Regions from separate parts of the Homo sapiens genome. Here region 2 is linked to region 1. A link is a loop called in an ENCODE intact Hi-C map of the cell type or tissue named here. Cell type or tissue: PC-9. All regions are shown on one strand. Each heading gives the region's core, and the rest is flanking DNA. Links, peaks and the distances in the headings are about the cores only. Region 1 has its middle 15 kb from the start of PLEK2. Region 2 overlaps VTI1B (vesicle transport through interaction with t-SNAREs 1B).

Region 1 (12,524 bases), core at 3,957-8,956:
GCCCTAAATCTCAGGACAGCCCATAGGTAGTCAGAAGAGCCAGCTAATTGAGGCATCCCACCCTTGCCAGCGCCGAGACTCTCAAGTGAGGAACCTAGTGTGCAACATTTCAGGAGGGTAGATGTCTCAATTAGCTGGCACTTCTGACCACCTGTGGGGCACCCACCCACACTGTCCTGCAAGTTGGGGCCCTTAGAAACTCACCTTTCACAGTAGGGTGAAGGCAAATCATCTCTAATTAAAGATCCCAAATTGAGGTCTTTTCCTGTGCAATTGAGAATATGTTTCCAATAAATGCAGAAATGGAAGAAAATAGCAAACAATGATTGAGAGAGCAGGCTCTGGATCTGATCTTGGTAAAGTACAGATCTGATTCTGTCAGGCCTGAGAATCTGCATTTCTATCAAGCTCTGAGATGAGGATGCAGTTGGTCAGGGACCACATCTTGAGTGGCAGGGAGTTAGTTGACCTTGGGCAAGTTACTCAGTTCCTCTAAAAGGAACTGAACCCAGGACTGATCACATAATTTTTTAGTCCTGGTGCAAAAGGAAAATGCCAAGCCCTTGGTTCAAAATTAGTATGAATTTTAAGACCTTGACAGTAGAGAATGAAAACAGGCACAGGGCCTTTCAAATTGCAGGGGACCCTATGCAACTGCCTAAGCCTCAGAGGGTTGGAAGACTCAACAAAGTTAACCATGTAAAGCACTTAGAAAGCACCTGGGCATGGTAAATCCATGAAAATGTCCCTGATCATGATTGCCTAGCCCAGAACAGCCTCTCCTTGAACATCGGGATTGTCAGACTGAGCTTATGTGGACCGACCTCCACTTTACAGGGGAGGAAGTTGAGCCCCACAGCAGGAGTTTGAAGAATAAAGGTTGGGTGAATGGGGTGACTTGTGGAGGCCAAGCTCAGGCCACCAGACACCCAGGCCAGGGCTCCTCCTTCTGGGCCATCTCCTCAATGGACAAAAAGAAAAAGTGATGACGGCAGCAAGATAACACTACCACCATCGCTCAGAAATACCAAAGAGAGTGTGAGCCTGTCTGGATGGATGAATGAAGGAGGGCCTATAGGAACGATCCTAGCCATTAACTCACCTGTTGGGCTTCTAGAGATGTGCATTCGGAGCCATTGGTAAGAGCATGGAATTACGTGGAAACTGCAGAGGGGCCCTCCAACACTTTGCCTCTGAAATGGACCTAGGCTATTGTGCTTTGCGGGTTCTCGGTCTGCTTTCCCTAGTTTTGCTATCTCTGCCCTTATCTCCACTGCCACTTCTCATTGCTGTTAGGCTGTCCATCTCCCGCAGCTACTCCATAAATTGCTGGCAGTCTGATAGACAAATAACCTGAGTTATTAGGATGGTGCTTAAAATAAGGATAAATGGCATCTGACTGGTATCCGGTCAGTCATGAATGTTGCAATGTTTTGACATCTTAGAATACCCTCTAGCTGGGGAGAGATTGCCTCTCTCAGGGCCTAGCCAGTTCCTAGAAATAGCAAGGGCTCAGCTGAGAGCATGCTTTTGATGTACAAACTAACCAATCCTTCACCATCTGGCCTATACACCCAGGGAGACAATATTCCTCATCTTAATCATCCCAGGGCAAGGTATCAGGCAACTAGGGACCACTCCTATAGCTTAGAGCACCCTCCATAACATTCAAACTAGCCAGTCCAAAACTGTTCACCTTGTCCTGCCTTGCCTTCCCCTTGAAAGCCCCAATAAAGGCTCTGACCTAACGCTTTCCCCTGGCTCCTGTCTTCTGCCCCCTGACCACCCTGGTGTCTTCCCCCGTGTGGTATGCCATGTCTTACACAGCTAGCATATGGCCGAGGACCTGTGAGTGTAATACACTCTGTGTGAATTTGCTCTTGATTTTAGCCACGCAACTCACCGTGATGCCTGGCACATGGGTGCTATGCCATAAACATGGGCTGAATAAGTTAAATGAATAAAGGTAGAGGAGGCCTGTCCACCACAGATCTTTCTATTCCTTTCCACAAAGAAGTTGGGCCTGCCCAGACTGATCAGCAGTACTGTAATTTGTGCATCCCAGTTCACCCCTAACTTCTTCTCTCATACATGGAAGAAAATGCATATCAGTTAGAATGCTTCGGGCTGCAAGTAACTGAAAAGTCAACCAGCAGTGGCTTAAACCCAACACAGATGTTGTTAGTTACTTAATGAGTAGGCGATTCCAGAGTAGATGCAATGGCTCAGTGCTGCCATCAAAACCTAGGCTTTCCCCATCTTTTTTTTTTTTTTTTTTTTTTGAGATGGAGTTTTGCTCTTGTTGCCCAGGCTGGAGTACAATGGTGCAATCTTGGCTCACTGCAACCTCCGCCTCCCAGGTTCAAGCGATTATCCTGCCTCAGCCTCCCGAGTAGCTGGGATTACAGGCATGCGCCACCATGCCCGGCTAATTTTTTATTTTTTTTAGTAGAGACGGGTTTCTTCATGTTGTTCAGGCTGGTCTCAAACTCCCAACCTTAGGTGATCTGCCTGCCTCAGCCTCCCAAAGTGCTGGGATTACAGGGGTGAGCCACCGAGCGGTGGCCGGTTTTCCCCCTTTCTGCCCTGTCATCATCAGTGTCTTCTGCTACAGCAACAAACATTCTCTCAAAACTGTGTCCAGCAGAAAGGGCCAAAAAGGGGTTGGGGGAGGGCATTTGTTTGCAAGATTGAATTTTTAAAATTAAGTGACTGTCTGTAGTGACCTCTAAGAGAGTACTCATGACATAATTTTGTAATTATTTTTTACCTGTGAACATGCCTCACCTCCACCCTCCACAGCCAGCTTCTTCATGAACAGAAACTGTATTTTAGGACTCTGCTTCCCCAGTCCCTGGCACAGTCTAGGCACCCACAGTGTTGACAGAAGAGGGGGCTCTGAAGGGGGCCAAGAGTGAAAGGTGGGGAGGGACCACAGGTGAGGGAGGGGAGGGGTCCTTTGCTAGAACCAGGGAACTCAAAGGGAAAGTGGGCATCAGGGTGCTCATAGCATAGGAAAGGGGAAGTGGTAAGTCTGAGAAAAGGTGGGAGAGGGTTGCGGCAAACCTTGGCACAGTCTGGAGAGAACCGCAGAGAGGAAAGGAAGGGTGTAGAGCCTGAGGTTTATGCCAACACAGCTTCTTCCTTTAGGCTTCATAATATTTCTTCCATCTCACTGGGCATTGTTTCCTCCCAGCAAGGTGAGTGTGTGGCTGTCACAATATCCAGAAGTGTCCAAGTGCAAGTGAGCCCTGGGGTGGGTGTTACTGATGGCTCCTGGAATAGTTGGAGGAACGAAAGACTTTTAAATCCACTTCCTTTTTCCCACCCATATGGTCTAATGGAATTGAATGCTTAACACCAGGCACTTTTTTAAAAAGTAGGGAGGAGGCTGGGTGCAGTGGCTCATGCCTGTAATCCCAGCACTTTGGGAGGCCAAGGCAGGCAGATCACCTGAGGTCGGGAGTTCAAGACCAGCCTGACCAACATGGAGAAACCCCATTTCTACTAAAAATACAAAAAAATTAGCCAAGCCTGGTGGCAGGTGCCTGTAATCCCAGCTACTCAGGAGGCTGAGGCAGGAGAATCACTTGAACCCGGGAGACGGAGTTTGTGGTGAGCTGAGATCATGCCATTGCACTCCAGCCTGGGCAACAAGAGCAAAAAACTCTGTCTCAAAAATAAATAAATAAATAAATAAATAAAATTAAAAATAAAAAGGGGAGAGGAGAAGCTAAAATATTGGGGGTGATTAAGAAAGAATGAAGTGTGCCAGGCACAGTGATTCAAGCCTACAGTCCTAGCACTCTGGGAAGCTGAGGCAGGCAGATCACTTAAACTCAAGAGTTCAAGACCAGCCTGGACAACATGATGAAACCCCATCTCTATGAAAAATACAGGTGTGTGCTTGTAGTCCCAGCTACTTGGGAGGCTGAGGTGGGGGGAGTGCTTGAGCCTGGAAAGTTGAAGCTGCAGTGAGCCAAGATTGTGCCACTGCACTCCAGGTTGGATGACAGAAAAAGACGCTGTTTAAAAAAAAAAAAAAAAAAAAGGAAGCAGATCCAAGCCCCTGCCCACCCCTAGTCTTCCTTCCTATGGTCCCAGTCTCAGCATCCGGCATTCTCCCTGGTCTTGGGTCATGACCTGTCTGAGCAGGGTCCTGCTGAGACTTCCACTGGGTGTGGGGTGGGGAGGAAGCCCACAGGATTGGGCTGCCCCCAGAGCCCCTTCAGATCAGCACAGACATGCCCACGGCTATGCTTCTACCCTGTGTCTGGAAGTGGGCTCTCTTGTGGTCCTATTCTAGCTCTTGTCAATCAGAGCAGACCCAGTTTCCCTCAGTTCCTTCCTCCCCAAGGCTGGTCCCTGGGAGGCAGGGCTCCCTTCTCATTGTCTTAATTCTTCTCAGTCCCCTTTGGATAGGAAGGACATCATTCCAACTGGTTCACCTGCTTTATCTTTCCGGGAGAAACAAAGTTTAGCTCATACTAGGAATGAAAATTTTTTGTTTGTTTGCTTTGTTTTGGTTTGGTTTTAGAGACAGGGTCTCACTCTGTTGCCCAGGCTGGAATGCAGTGCTGTGATCACAGCTCACTACAGCCTCAAACTCTGGGCTCAAGTGATCCTCCTGCCTCAGCTTCCTGAGCAGCTAGGACTACAGGCACACACCACCATGCCTGCCTAATTTTTAAAAATTTTTGTAGGCCAGGTACAGTGGCTCATGCCTATAATCCCAACACTTTGGGAGGCCAAGGCGGGAGAATCACTTGAGGTCAGGAGTTCAAGACCAGTCTGGGCAACATGATGAAACTCCATCTCTACAAAAAATTAGCCCGGTGTGGTGGCACACGCCTATAGTCCCAGCTACTCCAGAGGCTGAGGTGTGAGGATTGCTTGAGCCCAGAAGGTGGAGGTTGCAGTGAGCTGAGATACCAGCACTGCATTCCAGCCTGGGCAACAGAGTCTCTAAAACCAAACCAAAAAACAAAGCAAACAAACAAAAAGTTTTCATTCTTAGTATGAGCTAAACTGTTTCTCCCGGCAAGACAAAGCAGGTGAACCAGTTGGGATGAGGTCCTTCCTTTCGAAAAGGGACTGGGAAGAATTAAGGCAATGAGAGGGGAGCCCTGCCTCCCAGGGACCAGCCTCAGGGAGCAACAACACAGGGGAACTGGACCTGCTCTGATGGACAGGAGCTGGAATAGGACCACAGGAGAACCCACTTCCAGACACAGGGTAGAACCACAGCGGTGGGCGTGTCTCTGCTGATCTGATAGTATCCTGAGAGCCAGCCTGATCCTGTGGGCTCCCTCCCTGCCCCACACCCCACATCTTGTCTCAAAAAAAAAATTTTTTTTTTTGGTGGAGACAGGGTCTTGCTATATTGCCGATTGGTCTGGAACTCCTGGGCTCAAGTGATCCTCCTGCCTCAGCCTCCCAAAGTGCTGGGATTACAGGCATGAGCCACCATGCCTGGCCAATGAAAAAATTTAATAACCGGCTTATCCTGCCTGAAACAAAACATCTCTGAGTGGTTTACTAAACACATCAAAACCCAAAACACACCCAGTATCTAACATTTAAAATATTCAGTATGACTCTCAGATTACCTTTTCCTGCGGAGAGACAAGCAGAACAACAGTCTCGAAAAGATTCCCCACACAAAGGAGACTATTGTGTGGTCCGACAGGATCTCTGGGCTGAGTTGGGTAGTTGCTGAGGAGGGTAGAGGGTTTGAGCTTCACCCTTGGGGTTTTCAATGGTGATCTCAGCAAGGGAGTTAAGAATCAAAGCCCTGGGACCATGGCTGTGAAACCTTTGAAAGTAGGAGAACAGCTGTCATGTGCCCTGTGGGAGTTTCACTATCTGCTGCCTCTTCGCTGTTGGCACAGTCAGTGTGTGCCCCTTAAAACACAAGTGGCCGGTGCGATTGCCTTCAGCAGCAGCAGACTGTGAAATGGTAGGCTGCCGGGTTCGGGGGACAGTGTGGATAATGTCTATTTTTTTGGTTTTGTTTTGTTTTTTTTGAGACAGAGTTTCACTCTTGTTGCCCAGGCTGGAGTGTAATGGCGTGATCTTGGCTCACCGCAACCTCCGCCTCCTGGATTCAAGCGATTCTCCTGCCTTAGCCTTCCAAGTAGCTGGGACTACAGGCATGTGCCACCATGCCCGGCTAATTTTGTATTTTCAGTGCAGACGGGGTTTCTCCATGTTGGGCAGGCTGGTTTCGAACTCCTGACCTCAGGTGATCCACTCAGCTCGGCCTTGCAAAGTGCTGGGATTACAGGCGTGAGCCACGGTGCCTGGCCTAATGTCCAGTTTTAAGAGACAACGTCTGCAGATTCCTAGGGCTTATAGCTCAGGGGCAGAGGAGTCAGAAGTCACCTAGTCCTCCCCAGGCCTCCGCAGGCTCCAGGACTCTTCCCTCTGCCCACTGGGAAAAACTAGATGAGCCAAAGCAATGGGAAAGCTGGAGTGTTGGAGGTAGCTAGAGTGTATTGTGTCGCGCGGGGGAGGGAGGGATTGGAGGTAGCCAGAGTGTATTGTGTCACGCGGGGGAGGGAGGGATGCTTCAGGCGGCTGATGACTATGGGGATGTGGGTGGCGTACTCCAGTAGAAAAGCTACACTGTAATATTTGTGACAGTCCCGTTAACTGTAAAGCACTATCCAAATGCCATTATAAAATCATCCTGTTGTCGACAATTTTAAGAGAAAAACTTCTGCCCAGTTGCCACTAGAGGGTGACCGAGTCCCGCATAGTTGAGAAGGTCTCGGGCAGGGAAGGGCCCTTGGTCTACAAACGGAGAGGGTATGAGAGGGCAGCTCTGGCTGGCTGTGGCCGTGGAAATGCGGCCTTCGGCGGGCCCTGGGTTCCAACGCGAAGTTGAAGCAGGCCACCTTTGTCAGGGGCTTCCGTCGTTGTTCTCTGGAATCCCAACACCCTGCCGCGAACACACTCAGGTGGAACCCCAGGTCGGCGGCCCAGGGCTCTACCCACCGGCTTCCCACGAGAGCTCCGTCTTAAGACTTACCGTCGCCATTCATTTTCAGTTCTTATTCCCAGGGCTCTACTAAATACCACCTACTCTGAGAAACTCATTTACGCTAAGGAGCTAATAATGGCAGACAACGATTTAGTTTTTAGCCCTTTCGGGGACACTCATACTTAGGAGATTTGGTTTCTTTTAAGGGTGTGTAAGCTTAGTCTCCTCAGGCCCCCCTGCACTGGGGGTGATAGTAACTGTAAGGCACCGTGCTTTTCTAGCATGTTCTGGCACTGTCATGAGACCATCCCCAAAAGCCTCTCGCACACATTTCCGAGACACCCAGGATGTTTTACAGGAGCTCGACAATGCCCTTTTTTTTTTTTTTGAGACAAAGTCTCACTCTGCTGCCCAGGCTGGAGTACAGTGGCACGATTCTGGCTCACTGCAACCTCTGCCTCCCGGGTTCAAGCGATTCTCCTGCCTCAGCCTCCTGAGTAGCTGGGATTAGGCACCCGCCACCACACCCAGCTAATTTTTGTATTTTAGTAGATACGGGGTTTTGCCATGTTAGACAGGCTGGTGTCAAACACCTGACCTCAAGCGACCCACCCGCCTCAGCCTCCCAAAGTGCTGGAATTACAGGCATGAGCCACCGTGCCCAGCTGACAATGCCTTTTTAGCCTCCACCTATGCCCAGACCCCCATGGTCAGCTGGGCACACCTCTGACTGCTTCCAGTGCAGCAGCAGAGGACCCACCCACACCCACATGCAAGGACGCCCTCGGTGCACTAGCCCAAAGCTCTATCCTGCTCCCCAAGATTGGAATAATATTCACAGCTAACACTTAGAGCACTTATGTGCCTAGCACTTTTCCAAGTGCTTGTACATATTTAATCTTCACTACACAGTAGGGGAGAACTCTTACCATTGCATTACCTTGTTTCACAAAGGAGGAATTTGAGGCCCAGAAAAGTTAAGTACTTTGTCCAAGTCACACAGCTGGTACGTGGAAGAGCCAAGATTCCAACTCAGGCCATCTGACTCATCGGCCAGGTTTCTCACCAGCACACACACTGCCTCTGCAGAGAGCGGGTGAAACTGCATTGTCAGTCTGTCCTCACCAGCTATTCCCTCACCAGAACTCAAGGCCAGACCCTCACCCTACTCAACGCTGCCCCTTCCTTCCAACCTCAGGCTTGAGGGCCTGGCCTCCTTCCTTTAGTATTAGTTATCATCTGCCGGCTGCTCCTGAAGCTCTCCCCACTGCTGCCCTGGGCTGTAGGGGGCCTGCTGGAGAGAGAAGCAGGCGTTGGTTTGGAGGAGCCAGGTGAACTTTGTGCAGCCTCTCTTATCACGCTCTGTAAGCAGTCAGCCACCTCATCTGATTAGCTGGTGTTGGTCTCCTTTAAAGATGGAATTTTCCCATTAGAGTCAAATGAGAGCAGGATCACAGAGTTAGAAGGAATGTGAAGGCTCAAGACCCGTATTCTCTTGTTTTATACAAAATAAGAGCCCACAGAGATTAAATAACTTGCTCAAGTTCACAAAGCTCAGCTGGGCTGAAGCCATGACTAAAATGGGATCATTGTGTTAATAACAATAACAATGATGAGGCCCAGTGTGGTGGCTCATGCCTGTAATCCCAGCACTTTGGGAGGCTGAGGCAAGTGGACAATTTTTTTTTTTTTTTTTTGAGACAGAGTCTCACACTGTCGCCCAGGCTGGCGTGCAGTGGCGTGATCTTGGCTCACTGCAACATCCGGCTCCCGGGTTCAAGCGATTCTCCTGTCTCAGCCTCCTGAGTAGCTAGGATTACAGGCACCCACCACCACGCCCAGCCAATTTTTGTATTTTTAGTAGAGATGGGGTTTCACCATGTTGGTCAGGCTGGTCTCAAACTCCTGACCTCATGATTCGCCCACCTCGGCCTCCTAAAGTGGCTCATGGCCACAGGTGGATCTTTTGAGGTCAGGAGTTTGAGACCAGCCTGGCCAACATAGTGAAACCCCATCTCTACTAAAAATACAAAAATTGGCAAGGTGTGATAGCAGGCACCTGTAATCCCAGCTACTCAGGAGGCTGAGGCAGGAGAATTGCTTGAACCTGAGAGGCAAAGTTTGCAGTGAGTTGAGATTGCGCCATTGCACTCCAGCCTGGGTGACAGAGCAAGACTGTGTTTCAAAACAAACAAATAAACAGCAACAACAACAAAAATGATGAAAACTAACATTCCTTAAGGTTTTACCGCATGCCAGATACAGTACCAGCACCAAGCTGGTACTTAGATACATTATCTCAGTTAATTCTTTCAACAGCGCTACAAGTAACAGCTTTAAGAGCTCTGTTACCTTCCTCATTTTACAAATGAAGAAACAGATTCCAAGAGATTCCAAGAGATTAAGTAACTTCCTCAAGATCACGTGGCTCATAAACTGTGGAGCAGATGGTACCCAGGTTTGTCTTTGACTCCAAAGTCGCTGCTCTTAATGATTAAGGCACACAAGGGAATCACAAGCACTCTGATAAAACTCCTGCGAGAGGAGCCCGAACCTGGCTATGCCTTGGTTGGAGCTGAGGCACGGGTACGATGGGACATGGAGACAGGCCACAATCACACATTCCAGTCCCCTCCACAAAACCACAGAGCTTGGATGACATGGACCCAGATTTCCCTGGGACAGAGCTTGAACCCTGTATACTCAGGTTCATCTATACAGAGTCAGGCTGGGAAGGGTAGATTATAGGGAATAACATACGGGCCTAGGGAGGAAAAATACCCACTGTAAGTTAGGAAGGATCCAGGCCTAGGGGACAAGGTGGCTCTTGTTCCTGTGCAAGCCTGTGCCGGACCCACGCCTGGTCCCCTGGAATGCCTGGGTGCTCTCAAGGGGAGGGCTGTATGGTAAAGCAGAAAGAGCCTTCCCACGTGGGCTCACGTGACTTTGCTATAAGCCCTCCATCCTAAGGAAAGAAGAAGCAGGAGTGCTTTCTCAACTGGCAGAGTGGTGACCGAGTGGAGTGTCACATCAACTGGTGTCAATGGCATCACGGGGATAAGATCTGGAGGAGGCAGGTGGCAACGGGGCCTGTGGAGTGGAGTCTTGGTGGAGGGGCTGGGCAGTGAGTGACCGGTGCAATATCAGGCGCTGCCCCAGGACATTGACTTGATGAAAGGCCCAGAGACCTCAGGACTTTGGAGGGCCTGCTCATCAGTAAGGGGCAGAGAGCTCCTCATTAAGTGGACCACAAAGCTTAACGTCCCATTCTGATCCCCTGAGGATTCTGTGATCAAAGCAGTCCCTTCCTGCTGTGACTTTGGTATGAGCATAAAGCCTCAAAGTGTGCAGGGCTGGGGATCGGGGCACCAGCTTCCCAAATACGCCTTTGTGTTTACATACAATCCTATAGGTGCCCCAACAACCTGGCAGGAGAGTCCCTATTCTCTCTAGATTTCAGAAAGACAAATCAAACCATGGGAAATCCATGGCAGGCATGAACAGCTAATTCTAGTTCACCAAATCTGGGCTAACAAGAGCAGATAAAAAGGGTTCAGCATAGGCTGGGCGTGGTGGCTCACGCCTGTAATCCCAGCACTTTGGGAGGCCGAGGCGGGTGGATCACGAGGTCAGGAGTTCGAGACCAGCCTGACCAACATAGTGAAACCCCATCTCTACTAAAAATACAAAAATTAGCTGGGCATGGTGGCGCTTGCCTGTATCCCAGCTACTCGGCAGGCTGAGGCAGGAGAATTGCTTGAACCTGGGAGGCGGAGGTTGCAGTGAGCCGAGATCGCGCCACTGCACTCCAGCCTGGGTGACAGAGTGAGACTCTGTCTCAAAAAAAAAAAAAAAAAAAAAAAAAAAAAACGGTTTAGTGTAATCCCAGCATTTTGGGAGGCCAAAGTAGGAGAATCGCTTGAGCCCAGGAGTTTGAGACCAGCCTGGGCAACATTATGAGACCCCATCCCTACCCAAAACATTTTAAAAATTAGCCCAGTGTTGTGGCACACATCTGTGGTCCCAGCTACTCTGGAGGCTGAGGTGGGAGGATCGCTTGAGCCCAGGAGGTCCAGGCTGCAGTGAGCTGAGATGCCACCATTGCACTCCAGCTGGGGTGACAGAGTGAGACCCCAACTCAACAACAGCAGCAGCAGCAGCAGCAGACCAAAACAGCGGCAAAAAAGGTTGGGGAAATGTGAGCTGGGTTGTGTCCCAGAAGCTCCCACATGGAAACTGGGGTGGGGGAAGGGAACAGAGGTTTCCGCAGGGGGCAGTCAGTGCCCATACTCTAGATGTCATCTTTGGGTGAGCTTGGAACTGGAGCACAATTTTATCTACTTTTTCTTCTTCATTTTGCATATTAAAATCTTTTAATAGGATAAAAAGCAAACATCTTTATTTAATGTGTTCATGTTGCGCTCACAGTGATTACCCTTAAATTTTTTAACATATTCTTTTCAATATGTACATGAAAATGTCACATAGAACAAAATGGAATATAGTGAGAAGTGTGTCTCTCCTGCCCCACAGGCAGCCACTATGAATTGGTAACATCTGCCCAGTGCTTTCCAGCTTAAAGAATGTGTGCTCATAAATTATCTCGTCGGATCCCAGCAACAACTCCCTAAGATATGTTGGCCCTAAATCATTATTGTCTCCACTTACAGATGGGAAATCCAGCTCCAAGAGGTTAAATGATCTGCCCAGAGTTAGGCATCTAAAGAATGGCAGGACCAAGATTTAGACCCTGGTGGTCAGAGCCCAACTTCTGAAGCCTTTGAATTACACCACACTGCCTTCCTTGGCGAACGAGCCCTGGTTCTTAGAACCTGGAATGTGCCATAAATAGTTCGCCTTCTGCAAAGAGAGACTTGCAGTTGGTCAGGAAACAGAAAAATATCTCCTGTCTTGAGTATTTACCTTCCAGAATGGACTGTTCATTCTCTGCTCTGAGACACGTTTACAAGGACACCTCTCTTCTGTGTTTTAGAGCATCGTACCTTTAAAAGTCAGCAGCGGGCAAGCTCTCAGGACAGACTATGTGAAGAGCCTGGTGTTCTAGGGCTGCCATGACAAATTGCCACAAACTGTGGGGCTGAAATAAACAGAAATGTATTCTCTCATGTTCAGGAGGACAGAAGTCCGAAACCAAGGTGTTGGCAGAGTTGGTTCTTTCTGGAAGCTCTGAGGGAGAATCTCGGGCTTCTCTGCTGCCTTATGGTGGTTGCCGGCAACCTGGGTGGTCCTGGGTTTGTAGGGGCATCACTCCAATCTCTGTTTTGGTGGTCGCATGTGGTGTTTTCCCTGTCTGTGTGTCTTTGTTTTCTCTTTTATAAAGTTCCCAGTCATTTGATTTAGGGCCCACCCTCATCTAGGTATGACCTCATTTTAAGTAATTATGTCTGCAGAGACCCTGTTTCCACATAAGGTCACATTCTGAGCTTCTTGTTGAGCTTGAATGTTAAGGAGACACCATTCAACGTAGTCCTCTCTGTTTTTCTGTTTTGTTCAATAAATAGGGAGGGCACTTTTAGAA
Region 2 (12,524 bases), core at 4,125-9,124, 230 kb after region 1:
ATGGACTCCTGAGACTGAGCTAATCTTCTACCGTGGCTACTCCAAAAGGGAAGGCTTCAAGTGTAGCCAGCAGACTGGCCAGCCAGTGACTGTAGAGCAACTTAAGATTTGAATTTCATCAGCCAAATTCCAGGACAGCCTCTTGAGTTGGCATTTGTTTTTGTAGGCTGGTCTGTTACTGCTTTTGGGATCTGGTTTTTTTCTTTACCCTCTTAAGAGACAGTTACATTGAACTGTGAAAAGAATTAACCTCCATGGAACTTTCAACTGCTTGCTACTAATCTGGACAGCTGGAGGATATTTCACCTCCAGCAGATGGCTACTTGCCATCTGTTCCCATTCCCCAGTGGCCTTGGTAAGCTGACCTCTCAGCTCGTTCCTTGGCTTTTATTTATTTGAAACAGGGTCTCACTCCGTCACTCAGGCTGGAGTGCAGTGCTGCAATCGCAGCTCACTGCAGCCTCGACCTCCCAGGCTCAAGCAATAACCCCACATGTCCCCAAGTAGCTGGGATCACAGGTGCACGCCACCACACCCTGCTCCTTTTTTTGATTTTTAGTAGAGATGAGGTCTCGCTATAGAGATGAGGTCTCGCTCTAGAGATGAGGTCTCGCTATGTTGCCCAGGCTGGTTTCAAACTCCTAGGCTCAAGCCATCCTCCCACCTCAGCCTCCCAAAGTGCTAAAATTACAGGTGTAAGCCCGGCCTCCTTGGCTTTTAAATTCAACCAATCTACCTGGTATGTTCAAAAACCAAAACCCACACAATCTGTAAGCAAGTTACATTCTCCATAGCTTGCCTTGAATGTAGTACTTTATTGTGAATTTTCACTGAAGAGGGCAGGGCATTACTCTGACTTAATGGAGAACTGAAGCTATTAAGAAAATCTACTCAAATCTTCACACTGAGCTAGTATTTTCCTGTCCAAATCTTGGCCACAGTATGTTTTTCAAATTGATTTGCCTTCTGCTATTAAGAATACAGCATTCCATTGGTAAATTGTACCAATTAAAAAATTTTGCCCGGGCGCAGTGGCTCACGCTTATAATTCTAGCACTTTGGGAGGCTGAGGCGGGCAGATCATGAGGTTAAGAGATCGAGACCATCCTTGCTAAAATGGTGAAACCCCGTCTCTACTAAAAATACGAAAAATTAGCCGGGTGTGGTGGCAGACGCCTGTAGTCCCAGCTACTCGGGAGGCCGAGGCAGGAGAATGGCATGAACCTGGGAGGCGGAGCTTGCAGCGAGCCGAGATTGCGCCACTGCACTCCAGCCTGGGCGACAGAGCAAGACTCCATCTCAAAAAAAAAAAAAAAAAAAAAAAAATTCCAGCTGGGCACAGTGGCTCATGCCTGTAATCCTAGCGCTTTGGGAGGCCAAGGTGGAATGATTGCTTGAGCCCAGGAGTTCGAGAGCAACTTTGGCAACATAATGAGACCCCGTTTTTACAAAAAATTAAAACAATTAGCCAGGCACAGTAGCACATGCCTGTATCGCAGCTACACATGAGGATCACTTGAGCCCAGGAGTTTGAAGCTACAGTAAGTTAAAATTGCACTGCTGCACTCCAGCCTGGGTGACAGAGCAAGACCCTGTCTCTAAAAAACTAAAAAATTCCTATGTAGGTTAACTCATTTATGGAAAGGAAAAAATAAATGAGTTATTTTTCTGAGGCTCTCAGAGTGACAGCAGACTAGAGATCCCTGATATAGTCATCATTTGATTTAAATATTTGTTTTCTTTCCACAATGATCCAGCTTACCTTACTGGATAATCCTTAGACATTTTTTTCCCTATTACTTTTTTTTTTTTACTTTTACTTACATAACAGTAAAGGGTTATAGTCCAGGATTGAAGCATAATTTATAAATCTATAAACTGTGGTACTATTTTATGAAATCTGGAAAACAGCCTTGGCTCTAAATAACAGGATATAAGCAGATGATGTTTTCGTAAGAATAGCAGAATACCCTATTAGATGTGTGAGAAATTAAAATCTCAGATTGGAAGCTTTGAATCCTTAAGTGCCTTTTGACATATTATTTCTCTTGCCAAAGAGAGAATGCAGCCACTTTATCCTTATTAATTTCTGTAATCTTGTAAGTGTAGAAATCAGGTCCTTCCATCTTTTTTTCCCCTCACTGAAGCAAAAATTTCCAGTGATGTCTAAATCTTAGGGGTAAAATTGCTTCTAAGGGACATCTCTCAGCCAAGCAAACTAAAAATTGAGCAAAGCGGCCGGGCACAGTGGCTCACGCCTATAATCCTAGCACTTTGGGAGGCCGGAGCAGGTGGATCACCTGAAGTTAGGAGTTCGAGACCAGCCTGGCCAACATGGCGAAACCCCATCTCTACTAAAAATACAAACATTAGCTAGGCATGGTGGCGCATGCCTGTAATCCCAGCTACTCAGGAGGCTGAGGCAAGAGAATCGCTTGAACCCAGGATGCGGAGGTTGCAGCAAGTGGAGATCACGCCACTGCACTCCAGCCTGGGTGACACAGTGAGACTCTATCTCAAAAAAAAAAAAAAAATTAATAAATAAAAATTGAGAAAAGCATAAGAACTTAAAAAAGACTATTCCCTGAATACAGAACTGCTGTAGCTTTTGGCCTTAGTACGGTTTCCAGGTGCAGTGGCCCCCTAATTACCCCATACTTGCCCCTTTCCCTGTCTGCCCAGACTTACTCTACTCTTGGTACGTTCTAACTGGTCTCGTTGTTCCCCCAGCTCTTCTATGATTTCTGAGCCAATCTGGTCAGTCTCTGTGGCAATCCGATGAGAACGTTCAATACTTTGGGTGGCCCGGTTCAGGCTTTCAGTGCCCTGCAGAAGCATTGCCCTTTGAGACTGTAGCCGATTCTGAAAGAAGTATGGAAGAGAAATGTTAGACTTTTTCCATTATAAATTCATTGCCAGCATATTCCTCATCACCTTCCCCATGTTAGAAGGGATATAGTGAGCAATAATTTTCATTCCTTTTAAGACAGAACCAAAGAAGCTAATGATTCTTTTCAAGGTCACAGACTAAAGCAGGACCTGAAATCCAATCAATAGGATCACAATACCCCCACTCCACTGCCTTTTACACTTACGCGAGGCAAGGAAAGATGGATTAAAAATACTGGAGCACTTTCCCTGTGTTTGTAATGAATCTGAACTGGTCCATGTGCCTCCTGGACTATCAACTTCTGAAAGGTGGCAGCCCAGATGTGGGAGCTACCTGATAATGCATATAGCCTGTAACTTCGATAGTGCTATGGGCAAACCAACTAAACTCTGCAGCCCTAGAAAAAGGTTAATTCACTGAAGATTCCCACTAGACTGGTACTGAGGATTGACGGACCATGAATAAGCTATTCTGTTCTTCGTTTTAAGCCTCCAGCACCTGGTATTTCCAGGTGGTCTCCCATCCAAGTACTAACCTGGCCTGACTCACTTGGCTTCTGAGATCAGGCAGGTTCAGAGTGGTATTGCCTAGATGACTACATTCTTCTTTTTCAGCTTCTAAAGAAAGCATGTAGAAGTCTGAGACACTACCACATTCTGGAAAAAACGTATGTGGTTACCCTCTTGGTGAGCCCCAGAAAGAACTTCACCTAAGGTCAAACAAAAAACCTTGAGCCTGCCACACTGGGGGTGATTTGGTCTCAGGGAAATTAGTATCTGGGGCTTGAGCAAGCTTCCCCACCTGCCCTAATTTCTCAACTGCCCTAATTTTCTAAATCCCCACCGAAGTTTTACTCCACCTGTAATCCTAAATACAGACAGCAGGAAGAAAAAAGTAGCCTTGTCAGGCCAGAATTAACAACCACTGACAGAAACGGAGGCAGCTCCAAGTTCTTAGCTGTTCAAAGCACGCGCGCGCGTGCACACACACACACACACACACACACCCAAAATCAAAAGGGACCCAGCTCACAGAGGCCTAGTACAGAGCAAGTGACCACTGGCAGTAGGACCATCAAGGAGCCAAAAGATTGGCTCCCAGAACAGAAGTAGCAAGGAGCATTTTCTTTCTTTCTTTTTTTTTTTTTTTTTGAGACAGTCTCGCTCTGTCGCCCGGGCTGGAGTGGAGTGGCAAGATCTCAGCTCACTGCAGCCTCTGCCTCCCGGGCACAAGCAATTCTGCTGCCTCAGCCTCCCAAGTAACTGGGATTACAGGCACCCGCCACCACGCCCAGCTAATTTTTGTATTTTTAGTAGAGACAGGGTTTCACCATGTTGGCCAGGCTGGTCTCGAACTCCTGACCTCAGGTGATCCACCAGCCTCAGCCTCCCAAGGTGCTGGGATTACAGGCGTAAGCCACTGTGCCCGGCGCTCTGTAGCATTTTCACTTAATAAATGGCATACAGACCAGTAGACGAGGAAACCACTGAATGAGGTTCAAATAAAACCAGTTAGGTTAGCGCAAAGGAAGAAGGAAAAAGGTTTTCAAAATAAAAGATGCAGATTTTCAACTGAGTAGGCTAAAAAATGACTAAGAAAAGATCAGATCACATAAATGAACTTCAGACAGATTTGGAACAATACTTTTTCTGAAGGTATGGATACCTAAATTATGTTTTAATAATTTCTGAAACTCGCCAGGCGTGGTGGGTCATGCCTGTAATCCCAGCACTTTGGGAGGCCGAGACGGGTGGATCACAAGGTCAGGAGATGGAGATCATCCTGGCTAACACGGTGAAACCCCGTCTCTACTAAAAGTACAAAAAAAAATTAGCCGGGCGTGGTGGTGGGCGCCTGTAGTCCCAGCTACTTGGGAGGCTGAGGCAGGAGAATGGAGTGAACCCGGGAGGTGGAGCTTGCAGTGAGCCGAGATTGCGCCACTGCACTCCAGCCTGGGTGACAGAGCGAGACTCCGTCTCAAAAAAAATAATAATAATTTCTGAAACTCATAATTTTAAAGCAAAATTGTTTGGACTTCCTCCCCAACTTTGGCAACATGACTAAAGTCACTTTTACAACTCCCACTTTAACCAGCTCCACCTGCCTGCCTGTTTCCAGTCTCCCTTTACAAGTGATCTTCTGTCAGCTTCTAATCTGTGATAATCCCTCGCGCATCCATTTGAAAATTTTAAGTACTTCATTCTCAAGGGATCTAGTTTTGGCATCAGCAATGTCAAGCCAATATCATCCTGAATATCTCTTAAACTATAATCAGGATGCATCGTGAAACAGGATTTGTTTAAAATTGTAGTATGAGCCTTTCAGTCTGCACTGGTGGGCCCCTTTCCATTTCTCTGCCATGCTACTTGCCAGAGAATTTCTACTTTGTGTTGTGTTTGTGGAAGACAGACCAAATGCAGCACATTTAATCTTTCAGACGTTTTATTCCTTTAACGATCTAGCTGCTCTAGATGGTTTCAGAATACAGATGTTCAATTAGTCCAATTTTATAAATCAGAATCCTGAAAGCTAGAGAGGGAGTCTTGCTCACTTTCTATTACCACAGAATAAAATGATAAAAAGCTCCTTCTCGAGAAGCGCCCTGCATTGGCTACTGTATCTCAGTTGCTGGGCCATCTTGACATTAAGGTAAAGGAAAGCTTGGATTGATTTTGTAACAATATTCTGATAAATTAGAAACCTAACTGAATTTTCCAGGCATACCTGAGAAAGTGATTCTAAAATTTATATGAGAGAATAAAAAAGATCAAGGAGAAAAGAAATTAGATCAATGAGTCAGAATCCAGATAATAAGAATAGGTAACATTTACATTCTACTACATACAAAGCACTGTTTTTTTTTTATTATAAGACTGTATTATATTAAGGATAAAAAGAAATCTAAATATGCATATAGTTCGAAAGGCCTGCCTTAAATAGAGCAGATACCAAGGGGTAACAGGAACTGGATGCAGAAAAGAGGATAAGGGTGAAAAAAATGAAACAAGAGTCTAGTATACACTGATAACATGAAATACCCCAACAATATAGTTAATTTTTGTACCACAGGCCCTTAAAGGAAAAAAAAAACAAACAAAACAGCTAAAACTTACCATATGCTCATTCTCTACAGCATATATGCCATATTTCATGTCTCCTCGGCCTCCAGGTGTGGCTGTCAAAGGTGTGCTTCTCACCTCCCGATGGAGTTTAGCAAGGTCCTTCCGGTAGTTTCGAAGCTTAGACATCATGGGGTTTCGGAAAGACAGGGGTGCATAACGTAGCTCCTCCTCCATCTCTGCCAGCTGGGAAGGCAGAAAGTAGTGAGCAGATAGCCTGGTTCTTCCCTCACTCATTTGGAAATATGCCTAGTTTGGACTAATCAAACTACTTATTTATTTGGACTACACCAAGTAAATAACCATATGCTCCATGAGGCAGGGACCATGTCTGGCATGTTCCCCTCATTCTGAATGCCTTGCATAGTGCCCAGCAAGCACAGAGCAGGCATTCGAGTATATGAACTGAATGAATGAATGGAAAAACAGAAGTACTTTATAGCTTACTAAACACTTTTATATACATTCTCCATTTAATCCTCACAACAAATCAATAAGGTAGGAAATGCTCCATTTCATATATAAGACTTAAAGAAACCTCTGAAGATCGCACAAAAAGGAGTCCGGGCCAGGCACAGTGGCTCAAACCTGTAATCCTGGCACTTTGGGAAGCCGAGGCAGGAGGATCACTTGAGCACAGCCTGGGCAACATAGCAAGACCTCATCTCTATATATATATAAAAAATTAAACAGAAAAGGAGTCAGGATTCAAAATCTTCAAATTCTCTCAGCTCTCTTCAATATACCAAGTTTTTAGCCTGGTATGATTGAACATTGCCATCAAGAAGTGCTTTGAAGTCTACTGTATTAAAAATGATAGGGGTCTGGCATCAGGGTTCTTCCCTTCTCCTGCTCCTCTTTCTGAAAATCAATTAAGTTTGTCTCCATGTCAGAGAGAACAGGGGCCTACCCAGAGCAGTCTGCTTTAGGGGAATCAGACTTCCATTTTTCTGGGGTAAGTAAAATGTAACACCTGGACACATCCACAAGAGGCCCTAAATTATTTTCATCTGCCTGGAATGGGCAGCATAGGATTATTACTTTTGCTGAGTTTGGAGAAAACAAGTATCTGAGCATCAAACAAATCAGTAGCAGCTAGAAGATTTTAAAAATGCTACCAAGGTATTAACTGAAACAGGAGAATGGCTACAAACAGGTATCATGGATATGCCCAGCTGTACACAGGTATTAAGAAAAGCTCCCAGTACTCCCATTAGGAAGAAGATAGTTCCCACAGTCTAGTGGCCTGGTCTTTCTTAAAACAGATGCAAAACAGAGAAAAGGATGCAGATGTGCTTCCTTCTCAGAACTTCATTGGGATAAGTGGGAAATTGAAACACTGATCTTCAACAAGCAAGAAGGAAGTTCGCTGGCCAAAAGAGAATTTTTTCTCCATCTGCTCTCGGGTAGCAAATACAGGGCCAACTATTTCTGCGGAGTACTAGCAGCGACCAGAATTTTGGCCCCAATCTTAATGAGTTTGCTGAAGCTAGAGTATGATGAGATGGAGTCAAAGGACTCTTGCTTCTATAGGGCTAGAGCAAAAAAAAAAAAAAAAAAAAAGTTTTTTTTTTTTAAAGAAAAGCCACAGGTGAAGAGAAGCAGTTGTTAAACTGTTCAGTAAACGGAACCAACTTCTGACAAACTTTGGGTACCAACTGAGACTCATGCATGTCTTGCCTGAGGTACCAACTCCAGCTCCTATGTTGTCTCTTAAGACAGAAAGGGACATGGTTAGAATTACCTCTAAACTACATTTTCTGTGACAGTAGGTTTAACAAAGAACAGTAACCTTTTTTTTTTTTTTTTTTTTTTGAGGCAGGTCTCACTCTGTCACCCAGACTGGAGTGCAGTGGTGCAACTGTGGCTAACCACATGCTTGACCTCCCAGGCTGAAGTGATCTCCCACCTCAGCCTCCTGAGTAGCTGGGTCCAGAGGCATGCACCACCAAACCTCGGTAATTTTTTTTTGTTTGGTAGAGATGGGGGGTCTCCCTATGTCGCCCAGGCTGGTCTTGAACTTCTGGCCTCAAGTGATCCTCCCACCTTGGCATCTCAAAGTGTTGGGATTGCAAGCGTGAGCCACCGCACTGACCAGTAACCTATCTTAATGGCCAGCTCTTAAAAACAGATTTTAGGCCAGGCACGGTGGCTCATGCCTTGTAATCCCTGTACTTTGGGAGGCCGAGGCGGGCAGATCATGAGGTCAGGAGATCGAGACCATCCTGGCTAACACGGTGAAACCCCATCTCTACTGAAAATACAAAAAAACAGCCAGGTGTGGTGGCGCCCACCTGTATTCCCAGCTACTTGGGAGGCTGAGGCAGGAGAATGGTGTGAACCCGGGAGGTGGAGCTTGCAGTGAGCCGAGACTGTGCCACTGCACTCCAGCTTGGGCAACAGAGCGAGACTCTGTCTCAAAACAAACAACAACAACAACAACAAAAAAAAAAACAACAGATTTTAAAAGACTGCTTGGGTAAAAGTATGAGAATGCCCTTACTACTCACATCAGCAATATATTACCAAAGAGTCACATTTCAGGAGCATCTTCAGGCTTCACCCATTTGTTTGCCAAACCCCCTCAACAACCATCCCCATCAACTGGCTTCATTTAGTAAGAAATAGTCAAAATCAAGATCAATGGACAGGAACAGTTAATTTGTGATCAGCTCATAGCATTACTTCTGGAAAAGACCAACACCAGGTAGAAGAAACAAAATTTGTTCCTTGTTCTCACCGTTTCATTTGCTTCCTGTTGCTTTTCATCAAAATCCCTGATCAATTTCTTCTTTTCTTCTAGAAAAGATAGATAAGTTTCAAATGCTTATTACTGTTTCCACACATTTGTAAAGGCCATTCCCTCTGCTTCGAATAAGCTTCCTATGGCAGGGCCTGGTGGCTCATGCCTGTAATCCCAGCACTTTGGGAGGCCAAGGCAGGTGGATCACAAGGTCAGGAGTTCAAGACCACCCTGGCCAACCTGGTGAAACCCCATCTCTACTAACGATACAAAAATTAGCCGGGCGTGGTGGCAGGCACCTGTAATCTCAGCTACTTGGGAGGCAGAGGTAGAGAAATGCTTGAACCCAGGAGGTGGAAGTGGCAATGAGCCGAGATTGCGCCATTGCACTCCAGCCTGGGCAATAGAGCAAGACTCTGTCTCAAAAAAAAAAAAAAAAAAAGAATGTTTACCAATAGTGACTCTCTGAAACCCCTCACCACTCCCACAGTGAACCACTTCTATGTTAACTCGTACACTACTTTTCTGCAAAATAAAAATTCCACCTACTCGGCTTGCTGAGAGGCTGTCTGGTGTGGTGCTTGTTTTTCTCTGGGTGTGGCACCGGCAATGACTTGAACGATGAGAACGTTATTCATTCCCCTTTCAGCCTTTCCCATTCTGTCCCTTTGGTTGAGTGTATCTTTAATACCTAAAAATTACTAATCTCCCCTTTGAACAAAAATAGAACAGGCTTCAGCTTCAAAACAAACATCTAACTAAAACAGTATTGTCTTAATTGTATTTTCTGATAGTTTATACTACAGGTTTTCCATCTAAAATATGATAGCAAGTTTCATTTTTAAATAACATTGTTTTAAATAAATGTATTTTACATGAAATAAGTTGACATAAAGAAAATGTAAGTGACAAGGCTGGGCACGGTGACTCACGCCTGTAATCCCAGCAATTTGGGAGGCCGAGGCGGGCGGATCATGAGGTCAGGAGATCGAGACCATCCTGCCTAACACGGTGAAACCCCATCTCTACTAAAAAATACAAAAAATTAGCCTGGTGTGGTGGTGGGCGCCTGTATTCCCAGCTACTCAGGAGGCTGAGGCAGGAGAATGGTGTGAACCCAGGAGGCGGAGCTTGCAGTGAGCCAAGATTGTGCCACTGCACTCCAGCCTGGGCGACAGAGGGAGACTCCATTTCAAAATAAATAAATAAATAAATAAAATGTAAGTGACAGTAATAATGATACTTGCGGATGGCAAAAATTATGAAGGTGGTACCAGAATGCTGTCACCTGGTAAACATTTGTATGGGGGAAAGGCATACAAGCACCTTTTCTGGTTAGTCAGCGGGGTGAGGTTCTGGTGCCAGGTTCGGGCCTGCCTCAGCATGTAAACTTAGATAATTTCCTTCATTTCTTTGGGACCTCACATTCTCCTTCATTGACTACAAAATGAGGAAGTAGGTCATTCCCTTATATCTAACAAGCAAAAATTAGCTCCTTTTAAGAGGAGCTTGATTTTTTAAAAAAATTTATACATCCAAATGACTGTTCTCCCTGGAAATCTACACATAATCTACTTATCACCATAAAGTTACCATCATTTACAATGTTTGTTTGTTTGTTTCAAGACAGAGTCTCACTGGTCACCTAGGCTGGCAAAATACATGTAATATAAAATTTACCATTTTGACCATTTGTGAGGGTATAGCTTAGTGGCTAGGTACATTCACACCGTTGTGGAGCCATCACCACTAACTGTTCTCCAGAACTTGTTTATCCTCTCAAACTGAAATTCCGTACCCATCAAATACCTCCCCATTCTATGAATTTCACTACTCCAGGTACACCATTAAGTGGAATCATACAATATTTGTCCTTTGTGTTTAGCTTATTTCACTTAGCACAAAGTCAAGGTTCATCTATGCTGTTGCACGTATGGGGATATGGCCTTTTAAAGCTATGTATTTTTCAATGTGACTCCTAAACACAAGCCAGCAGCACTTCCACCAACTAAAGAGCAATTTTTTTTTTTTTCTTGAGACAGAGTCTTGCTCTGTCTCCCAGGCTGGAGTGCAGTGGCTCGGTCTCGGTTCACTGCAACCTCCACCTCCCAGGTTCAAGCGATTCTCTTGCCTCAGCCTCCCGAGCAGCTGGGGTTACAGGCACCCACCACCATGCCCGGCTAATTTTTTTACATTTTTAATAAAGACAGGGTTTTGCCATGTTGGCCAGTCTGGTCTCAAACTCCTGACCTCAAGTGATCCATCCACCTCAGCCTTTCCGCTGCAAAAGAGAACAGATGAGCCGGGCTTATGGAGAAATGGCATGTGGGTATTCAGTTGCTGTCCTGAGATTTTCTTAGATGATTTGTCTACTCTGATTTTCATCTTAAGACCTGGCTTTTTTTGAGACTGTGTCTCACTCTGTTGCCCAGGCTGGAGTGCCGTGGCGTCATCTCAGCTCACTGCAAACTCCAACTCCTGGGTTCAAGTGATTCTCATGCCTCAGCCTCCTGAGTGGTGGGGTTACAGGAGTGCACCACCACAACCAGATAATTTTTCTATTTTTTGGTAGAGAGGGGGTTTAACCATGTTGGCCAGGCTGGCCTTGTGTGGTCCACCCATCTCGGCCTCCCAAAGTGCTGGGATAACAGGTGTGAGCTAGTGCACCCGGCCAAGCCCTGACTTTTGAACCCAATCCTACATAAGATGTAATGTCACTGTAATGCTTTATATGGATTTACATTTTGTTAATCACAACAGCATCTAATGTCAGTTATATCTTTTTTTTTTTTTTTTTTTGAGACAGTCTCACTCAGGCTGGAGTGAAGTGGCATGATTACGGCTCACTGCAGCCTCGACCTCCCAGGCTGAAGCAATCCTCCCACCTGCTCAAGCAATTCTCCTGCCTCATCCTCCCAAGTAACTGAGACTACAGGTGCAGGTTACCACACACAGCTAATTTTTTTTTTGGTAGAGATGGGGCCTCACTATGTTGCCTAAGCTGGTCTTGACTCCTGGGCTCAGGCAATCCTCGACCTCAGCCTACCAAAGTGTTGGGACTACAGGTGTGAGCCACCACACCTGTCCTTGTATCCCACTTTTTAAGTGACCATAAATCATTTTGGATGCGTATATTCTATAATCTCAACTTGAGACCAAGTTCCTCTGAAACATGGAAATTTATTTTGTCATTTTTACTGTGCCATAGATCCTAGAACTATAAACCTCCTTAGATGTGGCTACTGCCTGAAAGGGCAAATGACAACACACCCTTTACTATGTCTCATTCATTGTTGTGTGCCACCCCCTTAATATACACAAGATACTTCAGACAATTTTCTCCATACCACTCACAAAACCCATGGCTGTTTGTTGTTTAAAAAAAGGTAGAGGAAGGTTCACCATGGCAAATGGTATGACTCTTGACCATCTATGATGTAACTGAAATGAGCACCAAGGCAGCTATTACTGTTCCTGAGGGGGATGTGTTCTTAGCTACCAGTACTGAAATAATACCGACAGTCAAAAACGGCTACTTCCATGGAGCAGTATTGTATTATTTTGTAATAAGCTGTCCCAAAAGTGCTGAGCATCATCACTGCTCTGAGTCAGCACATCTCCAAACTCAGGCATGCTCACTCCTGATCCAAGCCAGACAGTAAGAAGCAGTACTGTACACATATGTACATTCCCTTCCTAGCTCCTTCCTTTCCTAGACTTTTCTACAACTGTGTTTAGTCATAAATTCTCCTCCTTTATTCTTCCTTTGTTA

The links. Peaks named below come from ENCODE experiments on the same cell type or tissue, not always from the same donor. Only the 100,000 strongest peaks of a DNase experiment are listed, where the experiment ranks them.
Region 2: it touches region 1 in a loop (12-fold over the local background); 27 of 110 quality-filtered maps call a loop at or near these places.

The regions. Positions count from the first base shown.
Region 1 is chr14:67,420,567-67,433,090 of GRCh38, forward strand. It overlaps a transcript of GPHN not described here. Among named protein-coding and RNA genes, the nearest start is that of PLEK2, 15 kb to the left of the region's middle. In PC-9, for the core only: CTCF peaks have their summits at 6,740 (motif pointing right) and 6,952; DNase peaks (open chromatin) are centred at 6,745, 8,035 and 8,355; H3K27ac peaks cover 1,393 bases.
Region 2 is chr14:67,653,728-67,666,251 of GRCh38, forward strand. It overlaps VTI1B (vesicle transport through interaction with t-SNAREs 1B), which reads right to left. Exons shown (of 6, transcript NM_006370.3): 2 at 8,750-8,808; 3 at 6,004-6,195; 4 at 2,689-2,862. It also overlaps a transcript of GPHN not described here and the pseudogene RNA5SP386. Among named protein-coding and RNA genes, the nearest start is that of VTI1B, 15 kb to the right of the region's middle. In PC-9, for the core only: no CTCF peak of the experiment used is centred there; no DNase peak of the experiment used is centred there.